Regions from separate parts of the Mus musculus genome. Here region 2 is linked to region 1. Evidence: chromatin contacts called from ENCODE Hi-C data. All regions are on one chromosome and are shown on one strand. The core of a region is the stretch at or near the end of the contact, and the rest is flanking DNA. Distances in the headings are between cores, read along the strand shown. Region 1 holds the start of Cwc22 (CWC22 spliceosome-associated protein). Region 2 holds the start of Dnajc10 (DnaJ heat shock protein family (Hsp40) member C10).

Evidence for each region. A loop is a pair of places that touch in the nucleus more often than their neighbours do.
Region 2: a loop to region 1 is called in a map of heart, with 4 times the contacts of the local background. The contact joins the promoter of Dnajc10 here to the promoter of Cwc22 in region 1. A Hi-C loop is called at or near these places in 3 of 37 maps with a recorded cell type or tissue (heart and v-Abl transformed pro-B cells).

Annotation. Positions count from the first base shown.
Region 1 is chr2:77,942,232-77,949,722 of GRCm38, forward strand. It overlaps Cwc22 (CWC22 spliceosome-associated protein), which reads right to left and starts at 4,125. Exons shown (of 20, transcript NM_001362658.1): 1 at 3,919-4,125.
Region 2 is chr2:80,312,045-80,319,535 of GRCm38, forward strand. Dnajc10 (DnaJ heat shock protein family (Hsp40) member C10) reads left to right here and starts at 3,422. Exons shown (of 23, transcript NM_024181.2): 1 at 3,422-3,761; 2 at 5,205-5,555; 3 at 7,116-7,278. The coding sequence starts at 5,352.

The DNA of each region.
Region 1 (7,491 bases), core at 2,875-5,374:
TGCCTCATTCATCGAGCAAATAGTGTCATTATAGTTTCTCTTGATCTACTGATTTAAACGCAGGTTTCTACCCATTTTCATGATAACAAAGACCAAAGAAAACATTAATTTAAAAAGACCATCATCCTCACCACAATTCGTGCCTTTCAACGAAACACTTTAGTGCTTCTAATCATAAACCCAATATTTCTTCATTTGTTCAAGCTTATTTGTGCAGAAGAGTCTCTTTGAGACTGTAACAACTGAGAAAATACAAAATACAGGACCTCAAAATGATGAGGCTATACCATACAGTCTTTCTGATAAAAACAGCAGCTGTGGATAGGAAGGTAATATTTACATTACACGACACACAAGACATCAAAAGGTGAATGTTCTTAACCTTTAGGTAGAGGAATGTCTAGATGTTGTAGCTATGCTACAAACACACTATTGCTAGGTGTACAAAAAACAGGAGGTACCAATGCCAAGTCCTAAAGGATAAGTAGGAATTCTATCCATACAGAACGAAAAGGGACAGGGGCCCACATACATACAGGCTCAAAGACATTTAAAACTAACAAACAAATGAATGATGACTTCAAGTCATTCCCGTAAAGGAAGCACGTAGAAAATGAACATAAATGATGTGGACCCTAAGAGACTCACGAAGCTAAATCATGAAAGGCCTTCTATGGATACAGCAAATCTCTGAAATTTTCAATCACTGACATAAACACACACACACAGACACACACACAAAGCTAAGATAGTACCAGATACATAACATGTTCAAAATCTAAAAGTTTTGTAAGGGGAAGTGTATTAGTCAGGGTTCTCTAGAGTCACAGAACTTATGGATAATTTCTAAATAGTAAAGGAATTTATTGATGACTTACAGTCGGCAGCCCAATTCCCAACAATGGTTCAGTCGCAGCTGTGAATGGAAGTCCAAGGATCTAGCAGTTACTCAGTCTCACGCAGCAAGCAGGCGAAGGAGCAAGAGCAAGAGCTAGACTCCCTTCTTCCAATGTCCTTATATTGTCTCCAGCAAAAGGTGTAGCCCAGATTAAAGGTGTGTTCCACCACACCTTTAATCCTAAAGGTGTGTTCCACCACACCTTTAATCCCAGATGAAAGGCATAGCCCAGATTAAAGGTGTGTTCCTTAACTCGGAGATTCAATCTTCTGGAATCCATAGCCACTATGGCTCAAGATCTTCAAACCAAGATCCAGATAAGGATCTCCAAGCCTCCAGATAAGGGTCACTGGTGAGCCTTCCAATTCCGGATTGTAGTTCATTCCAAATATTGTCAAGTTGACAACCAGGAATAGCCACTACAGGAAGGTAACTTTAGATTATCTTAGATCCGAAGAGGAGTCAAGTTATTTTGACATCACATAAAGAATATTCCTCTACCCCTTATTCTTGGGGCCACCAAGCTGTCTGTCATTATCTGCATCAAGGCAGCACTAGTAGATGCTGTGTGCCCAAGAGGTAACTGGACCCGAATGTAGCATAGGCCTTCATCTTCACTTCATACTTTGTGTCTGCACTCCACAAGTCAAATCTGGTCCCCAGCTTTGTCAACAAAATCTGCTAACTTGCACAGATTGGTTAGAAATGACCTTTCATATCATTAGAAGTTATGTTTGTATACTTTTTTCTTCTGAGCATATTCTGGTGTAAAGGAAATATTACCATGTAGCCTCTAGACACCAAGCTCGACCACCCATCACAGAAGCTCTGATCTAGAAAGAGCCTCCCCTTGTAAAGTGATTCAGAGCACCCACAGGATAAATTTTCAAGGAGGAAGTATTGAACTTTGCCTGGCTTAAGCCACTACTGAGTTAGGCTCAAAGATAGATTAAAAACAGTTAATTCTGGGTCTCGCTTACTAAGTTATCAATTCTTTAATCATTGAAGCTTTTCCTAAAAAAGGATGCCCCACACTTTCTTTCCTTTCTGTTCACTGGCATTTACTAACATGGCACGATAGGCAAAGGCTTGTTTGAATCCACTCCCCTGCCCATGTGTGCTATCTTTTTAAAAAAAACATTTTAAAAAATGTCTTCAAAGTTTGTGCTGAGGTAAGCATTCAACTGTCTTCTCCCATGTTTACTTGGGAGGTGTAAGAAAAAGTGTTAACAAGCCTGAGAGTTTTCTGAAATCCTTAGTGCTCCATCGGCCTCCCTTGCTCGTAATTGTAGGGAACCTCAAAGTTGGCTCAAGACACTCCAAGAGCGTGTTCTCTGCACAAAGGAGACTTATTTGCCCCAGAAGGACAAAGGGCAAGAAACAGGAGACAAAGACAGGACACTAGGATGAGGGAGAAGGGGAAGGGAACAAGGGAGAGGGTAAAGGGGTATTTGTCCCAAGGGAACAAAGGACTGTCTCTGGATAGAGAGAAGACATACATATAGGAAAATATTAGCGTAGCGGGTAGAGGGGTTAGGCTGAGGTATTTAATTTAAATTGGGCATGTCAATTAGTTGACCCCAGAGAGGTTTTGGATTGTTGGACTTCAATGCTTTGATAGCTGGATCTCTGCAGGTTAGATCAGGGAACAGATCTTGGGGGCTAGCTTGAGGAATGTGATCTAACGGTTTTTAACAAGACACGGGGACTTGGGAAGGAGAGCCTTGTCCACCACATTCAAGCTGGCTAGAGTTCCTGCAGTAATTTCAGACTTACAGAGAAAACAAGGGAAATCTGACAGAAAAACCCTCAAAGACATTAGTTCCAATCTGCTGTATTACCGATAATCACTTCTTTCTGGAACTGGTCTATTTCCAGACTGAGTCTGACTGGGCCAGTCATGAACAAGGTAGGACTCAACTAAAATAACCAGTCTAAACCCGGCTAGCCCACACCTTTAATCCCAGCACTCAGAAAGCAGAGGCAGGCAGAACTCTTTAAATTTGAGGTCAGCCTGCTCTAAGGAGTGAGTTCCAAGACAGTCAAGACTACACAGAGAACAGGAAAAATAAATAAACAAAAGGCAGTTTAAATACAGAGCACAATTAACAGAAAAGGTAGCTCATTTTCACATGTATGGATCTTTTTTGCCTTCATATACATATAGGGACAGTTCAAGTTGCTGGTGCAAGTGGCTATCAGCAAGCAGGTATCCAGTCCCCTGAATCTGATATTATAATTTGTTGTGATCCATCTTGTGGGTGCTTGGATCGAACCTAGATCCCTCTGAAAGAGTGCTTTTAACCACTGGGCAAACTCACCAACGGCTTGCCGGGGCTCAGTTACTGTTTCTATTAATACCTTTCCCCAAATTATTCTTCCGGGGGGCGGGGGGGCGAGTTAAGTGGCTACAATGTATCAAAAAAGTCTTGCATTTAGAGCAGGTCAAACAGCTGGCACAGTGCTGTTTGTACTGTAGGGCCTGCAGCTCGCTAGGGGCAGGAACTGCAAACCCATGTTTGGAAGTTGCAAATAGTAGAGGCTTTTAGAGTTAAGGTTAACTACGTATGCGACCTAAACACAGAAGATGCGAAACATGGATCACTAGGGCTAAACATGACAGGGGTTCAGTCAAGTCAATGAAAACGATCCATAAATGAAAATGTAATAGAATTGGCTACTGGGATAAGCTGGAATGAGGCAAACGCGTTACCAGAATTTATTAATGCCAGCCCCGGGACGCCGACTGGGGACGCGACCCAGGGTGCTCCCAGGAGAGGTGTTCACCGACAACCCAGACCAAGGCCCAGACACGCACGCCCCGCCGCCGGCGCTAGGCCCAGCCGGCTCACACGGCACCTCGCGGGCCGCCGGTGGAGACGGCGCAGCCACATGAGGAAAGCAAGGCCCACCGGGCAAGCGCCCACTCGCAAGTCCCTGCCCTCTCCACGCGACCTAGCAACCCGCCGCCCCCACTCTGGCTCCTAGTCTATCCCGAGTCTTCAGAGTTCCGTAATTACCTAAAGCTCCACCGCGCCGCCATCATACCGGAAGAGCGTCAGTTCCCTTTCCCGGGTGAAAGTAGCGCGAGAAATTAGTGAAAAACTGGTAGTGAATTGGCAGGTATGTGATACGATTAATGATAATGCGGTATAGTAACACCTTGAGTCAAAGCAATCCAGCTAGTAACACTGTCATTCCTTACAAAGAACACGAGAAAAGAACATGTGAGTCCGAGTGAACTACAAAGTCCAGCATGCTCTGGCAGCGCGGACGGAAATGAGTTGTAGTTGGACCGCAGTGCATGACGGGAATTGTAGTTCGTTCGGATAGGAGGTCACACTAGAGACACTTTTGAGAGCTAGGTTTTCGAGGCATGCTTCTTATTCTAACACTACTCATCTTCTAAAGCCATAAAAAGTAGCTCTTAGTAGACACCGTAGCTTTTCTTTCTTTTTTTTTTTTTTCAGTGTAAAAGCTTAACACTAAGATACATACTATGAAACTACCGCAGAGGCTTACTATATAATACCTTGCCTGAAAATAATAAAAAAAGTAGCGATCCCTTTCAGATTTTTGACAGAAGCTTTACCAAAAGTCTGTTTGGGAGAAGAGGGGAAAGTGACAAAATGTTTAGTATCTATTAAGTTCCAAGATTTTAAATTCAAGTGAATGGAAGACTATCTGATTATAAATGATATGTTGTAAGGACAGTGAGAAGTAAATTGGAGGCCCAACATGGTGGTGTCTGCCTTTACTCCAAATATTTTGGAGGCTGAGACTGGCACTGTGTGTTCCAAGACATCCAGAGCTACATAATGAGCCCCTGTCTTGAAAGAGAGAGAGAGAGAGAGAGAGAGAGAGAGAGAGAGAGAGAGGAAGGTGAAAAAAGAAAAGAAGCAAGTTGCCTGGCGTGGTGGCACATGCCTTTAATCCCAGCACTCTGGAGGCAGAGGCAGGTGGATTTCTGAGTTCGAGGCCAGCCTGGTCTACAAAGTGAGTTCCAGGACAGCCAGGGCTATACAGAGAAACCCTGTCTCCGAAAATAAATAAATTAATTAATTAATTAAAAAATTAAAAAAAAAAGAAGCAAGTTGTATTTATGATACTTTCAGGGTTGGAATGTGAAATCTGTAACGAGTTTAGAGCACTGGCCTCAATTATACTGTTTCCTTAGTCTTTGATTTTCAGTGTTACCAAAAGGTAAGTGTTAAAGAGCATGCTAATGTGATTGGAAAGCTCTTCCTAAAACAACATCATCTTTATATTTCAAAGTATTTTGTAAACCAGGCCTGGCTTCTCCAAGAATTTTGTTTATTTTTTAAACAGGGACAAGGTCTCACTATGTAGCCCTGGCTGGCCTGGAACTTACTATGTAGACCAGGCTGGTCTTGAACTCACAGAGATCTGCCTGGCTCTGCTTCCTAGGGGCTGGCATCAAATGCCTGGGGCAGTAAGCTCTGCTTCTTTATTATAATTTTAGGGTGATTGAGCTTTCAGCCTTTTCCTAGAGATAGTATGACTTTGTTAGCGTTTCTCCTGCTATAAAGTGACACCATGACTACAGCAATTGTTATATTCAAACAAACAAACAAATGAACAAACAAACAGCCAATCTAATTGGCTTACAACAGAGGTTTATTCCATTATTGTGATGGTGGAATTCATGGTGGGGAGTTTTATGGCATCTAAGTAGTAGGGGGGCTAGAGAAGGAGTTGAGAATTCTATATCTAGATCCACAGACAGCAGGAGAAGACGTTCAAACACTGGCCAGGCGTGGGCATCTGAGAAGCCCACCTCAGTGACACACTTCCTTCCACTGCACCAAGTCTACCTCAACAAAGCCACACCTCCTAATTCCTGTGAGTCTATGTGGGCCATTTTTATTCAAACCCCCACAGGGTGTAAACAAAATAAAAATCCTGGGCTAGGCACTTTAATCCCATAATTTAAGAGGCAGACCTGTGTTCAAGTGTTCAAGGCCAGCCTGATCTATATAGTCAGTTCTCAGCCAGCCAAGGCTACGTAGTGAGCTTTTAATACTAGTACTTGGGAAGCAGAGGCAGATAGCTCTCTAAGAGTTTGAGGCTAGCCTGGTATACAGAGTGAGTTTCAAGCCAGCCAAGGCTACATAGCAAGACCATGTCAAAAGCAGAAAGAAAACAAGGCAAATCAAACCAGCAACAACAATATCAATAAAGCAAAGGGAATAATAAAATTCTAGAGCTGGTCCTCACTGTGTATTAGAGTTTCTAAAAGAGCAGTTTTGATAGAATGAATATATAATAAGAGATGTATCAGGCTGGCTTAAAAGATGTGGTATGAATAATTATCTTAGTTAGGTTTTTATTGCTGTGAAGAGACACTGTGACCATGGCAACTCTTATGAAGGAAAAGATTTATTGGGGCTGGTTTACAGTTTCAGAAGTTTAGTCTGTTATCACAATGGACAGGAAAAATGGTGGCACTTGGGCAGACATGGTGCTAGAGAAGGAGTTGAGAGTTCTACATCTTGATCTGCAGGCACCAAGGAGATTATGTGCCACACTGGGCATAGCTTGAGCATAGGAGATGCCAACAATGACACACTTCCTCCAACTAGGTCATACTTCCTAATAGTGTCACTCCCTATGGACCAAGCATTGATTAGGTCTCTGTGGGCATACCTATTTAAAACACCAAAATAGTCCAAGGACAGCTGCCTCACAGTGGAAGGGGCAAGAATTCTGTTGTTCCTCAGTCCATGAGACTGCAGTCTCTGTATTCCTGTCTGGTGTTGGGAGTCCTGGAAGGCTCCTGGAGAGCTGCTGTTTTTCACTCTGTGTTGGAATCCTCAAGAAGTTGGATTCAATACTGGCAGCAACAGGATAGACCAACCTGCTATTGATGGAGAAGGTGAAGACAAAAAACAGTTTCTCTCCTCCATGTCTTTTTATGTGGGCTGCCCCCAGGAGGTATGGATGAGATTTAGGATGAGTCTTCCTTCTTCAAATGATCTGATTAAGATAATCCCGCAGGAGTGTCCGGGAGCTTTGGTTTTAGTTGATTCTACATATAGAATGTAAGAGTCTTTGATTTGTGAAGAATGATACTCCAGACTCAAATAGTGTGCAACAGGAAAGAGTGTTTATTCTGCAAAGAACCTGCATGCAGGGTTCCACCATACATCAGGATGGAAGACAAAAGTAAGGGCTTTGCAGTGTCAAATGTAAATCCTATTAAGGTAGGAGAGGATGACTCTTAACTTCTTTCCCTTGATTGATTGGCTCTATCTCTAGGGGTATGAGTGTCTTTGTCATTGGTTAAGTGTCTGGGAGATTCTGCGAACTTATGCTGGCTCTATACTATATTATATACTATATACTATATACTATATACTATATACTATACTATACTATACTATACTATACTATACTATACTATACTATACTATACTATACTATACTTGGCTCAAGCTAGGTAGTGGGGCAGCTTTCTGACTGGCTGCCCATGAGGGGTGATTTTATATGGAATTGACTTGCTTTGGACTTGTCCAGTTCTGAGAAACAAAAACCTAGGCCTACTCTCCCAAACTGCCAGTTTGTAGTCTGTC
Region 2 (7,491 bases), core at 2,172-4,671, 2.4 Mb after region 1:
GAACTCTTTCTACTAGAATCACGCATACTTTCCTCTAATTATCTGAGCATGTCACCCTAAAATTCACCATATGGACCATACTGTTTCTACCGCTCATTTATCATTTATTTTTTGCCCTGTGAATGTGAGCTTTGCCCAGCCTCAAACAGTAGCTTTTGGAACAAAAGACTTCTCTTCCTCTTCATACAAACCAAATATTGATTCTTCATTCCACCCTAATGCATGTGTTGAATACATGCCAAGTTCTCTTCTAATGAGGCATTGGGGGAAGAAATAAAACCCAACTTCTTATCTCAAAGAATCAGTACTGTAGACCAGCCAATAAGATGTTCTTGCAATAGGTTGCGATTAGTATAACAATAAAAGATAATGTCAAATACACTTTATTTCTTTCTACTGTATACTTTCTATTGTACACAAAAAATGTCTACAGAAGAAACATACTGAATCTTGAGTGATACTTAGTTCCCCAGATGGAACTAAAAATTAAAAGGAAGTATCCCTCTTGTGAAGAAAGTGTCATTGTGAAATTGTAGCCTAACCCAGGTTAGACCTGAATGGATTGAGTAGAACATCTGTCAAGGGAGTCAATCAGAATGTAGTAGGGATTCCAAGCTGGTTATAAGAAGGGAGGGCCAAAAAGAGTAGTGGGAAATGTGTAACATGGAGAAGCAAATGAGTAGAGATCTCAAGAACAAGGGAAAACATGCTTTCACCATCAGCAAAAAAAGGCTACAGATTTGCAAAGGGAAAAATTATATAGAATGAATACATTCTGTATCACATAGAAATGCATTGAGCATTGGAAGTATTGGTGTAACATGATAATTTTATGCACACAAACATGAATATTTGTGTATATGAACATATGGCCTCTAATAGTTTTGTAAACATAACCATGAATATATGTGTGTGAACATATGGTCACTGCCTCTCCACTAAGAAGCAATGAGTGCTACAGTACTAAGGAGCAAGCCTTAGATCTTGTAATCAAATATCATCTTCAAAGTAATCAAGACTTCTTGGAGAAACAGCTCCTGTCAGTACCAAAGCAGGAAGAGCCCAGAATGACCCTAGAAAATCCTACTGTGTACAAAAGCATCTAAGCTTAGAGAATGGTAAGATTGGCAAGATGGCACAAAAAAAATTTTTTAAGAGTTTCAACTGGCCAGATATAAAACTACTTAAATTTCTAAGTAAAAGAGAGTAACAGGTTTGATCAATTTTATAAAACAGGAATCTATGAATCCACAAAAATACAATAAATAAATCGAAAGCTTAACAAGAAGAATTTATTTCTCCAAGTAGCTCCCTACAAAGGACATCTTATTAAAAGTAAAATGTAACTTACATGGAAAAAAATCACAAAAATCCTCCTATTCAAGTTATTTACCACTACCAACAATGGGAGAAACAAAAATTTGAGACCATCAGATAAGACAGTGAGAATACAATGCCATTTGTTACATGTCTGTCAAATGAACACAACTAAATCAAATCATGAAGAATCCTCAGTCACATAAAAATAGGATCTATCTATAGTATCTATAACACAACTGGCCTGAATTCTATACAAGTTTAAGACCTTGAAATCTGGGAAAACTGGATAAACATTTCTCATTAAGGAAGTCTAAAACACGATTGTGCTAAACAGAAAAAAAGAAAAATAGCTCCTTACTAGATCCTCATACTGGGAAGTCTTACTGATAATTGGAAAAACCGGAATCTGACATTTGTGGACTAGACACTGATAATGTGTTCACAGAAACTTCCCATATTCGAAGGTTGTACTTTTAAAAGAAAGCATCCCATCTGTGAAAAAAACACACACTAGTTTTGGGGGGTGGGGGGGGTCATGGGAGAAGTCAACTTACTCCCAAACTTTTGAGAAAAACAATTTTTTTGTACTACAACATTTAATTCCTTGTAACTTTAAGATCATTTCAAATTAAGCAAAGTCATCCTTACATAAAACATTTCATCACTTAAAACTCTTCTTCAGCTTCCCATTGAAAAGGGGGAGGACTTTTAAGTTTATTTTTAAAGATTTGTTTATTTTTATGCACATTGGTGTTCTGCCTACATGTCTGTGCAAGAGTGCCAGAGCCTCTGGAACTGCTGTTACAGATAGTTGTGGGCTGCCATGTGGGTGTTGGGAATTGAACTCTGTCTTCTGGAAGAGCAGCCAGTAATCTTAACCACTGAGCCATAAAACCTCTTAAAATGAGCTGAAAGCTGTTGGATGGTCGTTTCTACCTTTTGGTCTTACTGTGATCTGTGTTTCATATTTTTTCCTTCCTAATTACAGATATATTTGAATAACTAACAGGCTAATGTGTCCCTCTATCATCCAATTTATTAGGAGCAGAAAGTCTTTGCTCTTGTTACCCACCAGTACATATCCCAGAGAAGAGAAAATGTTTTACACACTGCTTTAAATTACTTGTGGCATGCTGCCTGTGTGTCTGTGTTTTCTCTGCTTTTCCTTTCCTAAGCATCTCCTTTGAATCCTCCCTTCAGGAGTTGCAAACTATGTAAGATGCAACTCCAGTCCTTTACAATAAAGCTTTAAGAAGCTTCCTTACCATCTAAAAATATAAGTTGAAATGTATTCACTATGGTAACAAAAACCTATTAGTTTCCACTTGATTCTTCAGTTCTCTGTTTTGCTTTTAGATTTTTTTCTAAGGAGTTTTGGATCACCGTGGCATAATGAACTAGGTTGTTTAAGTGTTAATCTTATTTTCCTCAATTTTTAGTTACCCATTTATTTTCCATTTTGACATGTGTATGATAATCAGCTGTATCTCCCGAGAATATTTTAGGGCTGAGTTAACGCGTGTGTACTTCGGCCAGTTCCTGGTACAGGTTAACAGCTGCTACTTCAGGCTCTTTCTGATATTTCTGCCTTTGTTCGTTATACTTCCGCTTCTTTCCTACAATATGTTGGTTTAGCAACAGGTCCTACAGCCATAAAATTATTAACTGACATCTGGTTAACTACCCAAAGACTCACTATCAATTTCTACTTATTTCAAATCACTACCACCAGCTTCCATCACTTCCTCTTTCAGGGACTTTAATGTGTCTACTTCAACGGTCAAAGTGTCATGACTCAAACACTGCAGTTTCTGTAACAAATCCAGTAAAGGAGAGGATCAGAAGGCAGATTCACAAATCCAGAAATCCTGTAGAACGCTTCATATTTGTTGATACATAAAAGTTGTAAACAATTTTATTTCTAGAAAACTTTAATTATTCTGTCCGGTCCCTGGCAACGGGGTCAATTCAGACAAGTTCTCCACTTTCTGCCAAATCTGCCCTTTCAAGGATACCCACCCTTTAACCAAACCTCCAGAGAGCCGGATCTCTCCACCCGGGTTTTCCCGTCGCCCTGGCAACGGGACCGGAAAAGGCGGGCTTCACACCCTTCCTTCCGCCAGCGGTTGACTACGGCCGCAAGATGCCTGTGGGCCGCGCTGCGGGATGCTTCCCTATCTCTGGCTAGGAGCGGGACCCGCAGCCACCGCCGCAGCCACACAGAAGGCCACGTCAGCCTCGGCGGTCCCACCCGTCCCTCCCTGCTGGCCACCCGTCGGCCTTCGCCCACGCCTTTCCCACAATGCCCCGCGCCAGGCCCCGCCCCGCCGGCGCGACGGGAGCGGCAGAATTGCTGCTGCGCGCGTTCGCAGGCAGCGTCCGGTCCTGCCGGGTCCGGAGCTCGGCGACCTGAGGATGGGGCAGTAGCTGAGGACGCCGAGGTGGGCGCGGGCCGGGCTCCACGCACTGCGGGGGCATCAGGGAGGGAGGACGCCAGACCCATCCCACCGCCTCGGTGCCCCCATTGCGCCGGGTTTTCACGGCCCCCTCCACCCCACCTCTGCGAGCCCCCTTCTGCTCGCACTTTCTAACTCGGGGTCTCTCTCCCTGGTCCGACCTGGGACCTCAAGGCGCACCCTTGCCAGCCCCGTACCCTCTGTCTTTCGCCTCTCCCCGATCCCGCTCTGGAGCGGTGGCAGCATCCCTCATTAACACTGCGTTTACCTGCAGCCTCACTGGCCCCAGGCTGTTCAGTTATTCCCAGGCTTTGCCTGAACCCACCCTAAGCCGAGGGACACCTTATCCCAAAGTCGCCTTTGTTGAGATTTGTTCTTCATTTGTTTTCCTTCCTGATGGTTGTCAGTCTGGGTATTTCTGTTTTACTGTCAGTATATTTTACAAAGGGCTATTAGGGGAGGCGGGTGAAAAAAGGGAGTTAGACGTGAGGTGAGGCCTGTTCCCAGGTAAGGAGAAATACTTAGAAACATATCCGGACTTAAGGGAAGAGAGCTGAAACTGAGGAGGTTAGGGAAGTTAGATCTTTTTTTTTTCCCCCAAAGCATTTGAAGATATTAAAGAGGACTAGTTTAGCTGTAAGGTTAAATGTTAGGGTTTTACCCTCAAGCAATGCCTGGTGCTCTTTGTTTTCCTAGTTTTTACTCCAGACAGGAGCTTTACAGTGAAATTGCATTGATTTGCAATTATTATAAAATATCTTCTCTTGGTGCTAACACTTTAGAGAACTTGTGTGGCCTGCTTTTTTAAGTTATCTATTTTTATACTGATGTTCTTAAACGGTTATGTAAAAAAGTACAACCCTCTTGGAAAAGCTTCATGCTTCCTTGTTTTTCCCTCGAAGGCATTCTCTACAAATGAGATTAGATTTAAAAAAGGAACTTGATAAGCTTTCCAGGCGTGGAAGGAGCTGAAAGGGAGGAGGTATTAGAAAGGGCAGCGTGCTGGGAGAGAAAAGAAATACTGCTGAGTCTTATCCTGGTAGCATCATATTGACCAGAGCCTTTGTGTCTCTGTCCCTGTCTCTCTCAGTATCTCTGTCTCTGTCCCTCCCTCCCTCCCCCATCTCTCTCTCTCTCTCTCTCTCTCTCTCTCTCTCTCTCTTTCTCTCGCATATGTGTGCCTGTGTTTTTCTTGAAAGCTAGCTAGCTACTACTACTCATTACCTTTTTCCTGCTATCAGTGATTTTACAAACATGCCTACCTGAATACAGGGGCAAGGGAGGGTCCTGGAGAATAGGGGTTCAAAGCTATTCACAGGGATGTGACCTTCAGTGTGGAAACTGTATTACTGGCTGTGTCGCTTGACAAATCATGCTATAAATGTTAAGTCTGAAAAGTATTTTAACTGCCTGGTTTGCTCTCTTTAGGTTAACATTTCTGAGCTGTGTTCCCGAGATGCTTGATTGACCCTTGAAGTTATGTGGACAGAGATTCTCACGTGTGTCTATTTTAACCACCGGACCCAGCATTGTATCTTAATGTTCACATAAGTCAGAACTTTCATAAGAAAGAGAATGGGAGTCTGGTTAAACAAAGATGACTTTATCAGAGACTTGAAGAGGATCAGTCTCTGTCTTCTGATACTGTACGTGGTCGTTGTGGTGGGCACAGATCAGAATTTTTACAGTTTACTTGGAGTGTCGAAAACTGCAAGCAGTAGAGAAATAAGACAAGCCTTTAAGAAATTAGCACTGAAGTTACATCCTGATAAAAACCCGGTAGGCAAACTTTCTCTTTTAAATATCGGGATATTTATACTGATGTGCTTAAACGGTTATGTAAAAAAGTACAACCCTCTGGGAAAAGCGGGTTTTCACTCTTTTTAAATCAGTGAAATGCTTAAGCATACTGTCGGAAATTGTAATTTGGGAACTGTAGATGTAATTCAGAAGTAGCGCCCTTACACAGCAGGCACACGACTCAGGGGTTCGATCCCCACCACCTGAAACCCAGTTCATCTGTTAAAGTAAAACCAGGAGAAGCCAAGTACAATGATTTTGTTGGCATCAGATACATAGTTACCTCTTCTCTGTAAACTGATTTACAGCAGAAGTAGAGACACTAACCCCCAAGTCTTGTCTGTGAAGTGGTGTTCACACTCAAGTGGGTGATGAACCCATAGAGACAAATCTGCCCTCAGAATTCAAGTGTCCTGCAGATGTGACAGCAGTCACTAGTCACAGCGTGCTCTAACTTTCTCTCTTGTTCCATGCCCGGCTCCAGCTTCCGACTTAAAAACTTATAAATGAAACCTTGACAGCTCCAAAGGGATTTCCAGTTGTAACTATTTGATTGTCTACCCAAGAATCTTTAAAAACAGATTGATTTTGAATGTTATGGTTTTTTAAAATTTAAAGTTTTTTTTTTCATTAATTTTTAGCTTATCATATGAGAGGACATGATGGAGATAATTTCTGAAGTAGAAATTTATAAATGAAATTATTTTGTTCAATTACATAATAACTACATTATAAACTCTTAGTTAATTATCTTTCCCACAGATCTGTATTATATTTAAATATTTGTTCTTGTTGTTTTACAAGTTTTTGTCTTAAAATTTCCAAGTGTGATTTCCAGAAGCCGAATCTGTGAAACAGTGAAGAAGTTACATTTTTCAGTCCAGTTTGGAATTGCTATCTTGGTATTATTTCTTAATTAATAAACTTGACTCATTAAAAATACACTTGCCGGGCAGTGGTGGCGCATGCCTTTAATCCCAGCACTTGGGAGGCAGTGGCAGGCGGATTTCTGAGTTCGAGGCCAGCCTGGTCTACAGAGTGAGTTCCAGGACAGCTAGGGCTACACAGAGAATCCTGTCTCGTAAAAACCACACAGAAAAAGAAAGAAAAAAGAAAGACAGACAGACAGACAAAACTACACTTTATGTTGAATCTCACCAGAGAACATTACTATTGTTACAGAAGTAACACAGTTTGGAGTAAAGGCTTCAAGGTCCCTTAGGTTTTATTAGTTGCATTTTTTTCTTTCAGCATTTGTTACAAGAGAATTACTGCTCTTTACCCATTGATCTTATTTGGATACTTTATATAGACATGAGAAACTGTGTTGCCGAGACTCACACTTTCCCCATTTGGACACTCTGCTTCCTTAGAAGGACTTCCTTAGTTCTTCTTGATGATTCTTGGTCTGTTGCCTTGCCCTGCTTTTTCTGCTGATATCTAGTATTCAGGGATCGCTGGAATCAATTAAAGCTGTGTTTCTGAAAAGATTCAAATTGTGCATTTGAAGTAACTATTGCATCTAATATTTTTTAACAGAATAACCCAAATGCACATGGTGATTTTTTAAAAATAAATAGAGCATATGAAGTACTCAAAGATGAAGATCTACGGAAAAAGTATGACAAATATGGAGAAAAGGGACTTGAAGATAATCAAGGAGGCCAGTATGAGAGCTGGAGCTACTACCGTTACGATTTCGGTAAGGTGATGTTACTCCTGCAGTCTCAGTTGTCTCCTCCCTCACCCGTGCTGGGACTTTATGCTCTCCCACCAGGCTGTCTCCCCACCTCAAGTCTTTCTTAGTATGAGTGAAAGAAAAGTGAGTTTTGTTCTACTATTTAGTTTGTACATTTCATATATGTTACTGTGATTAGTGTTTTCTAATGTACTCTCAAGCTGAGTTGAAAGGTAA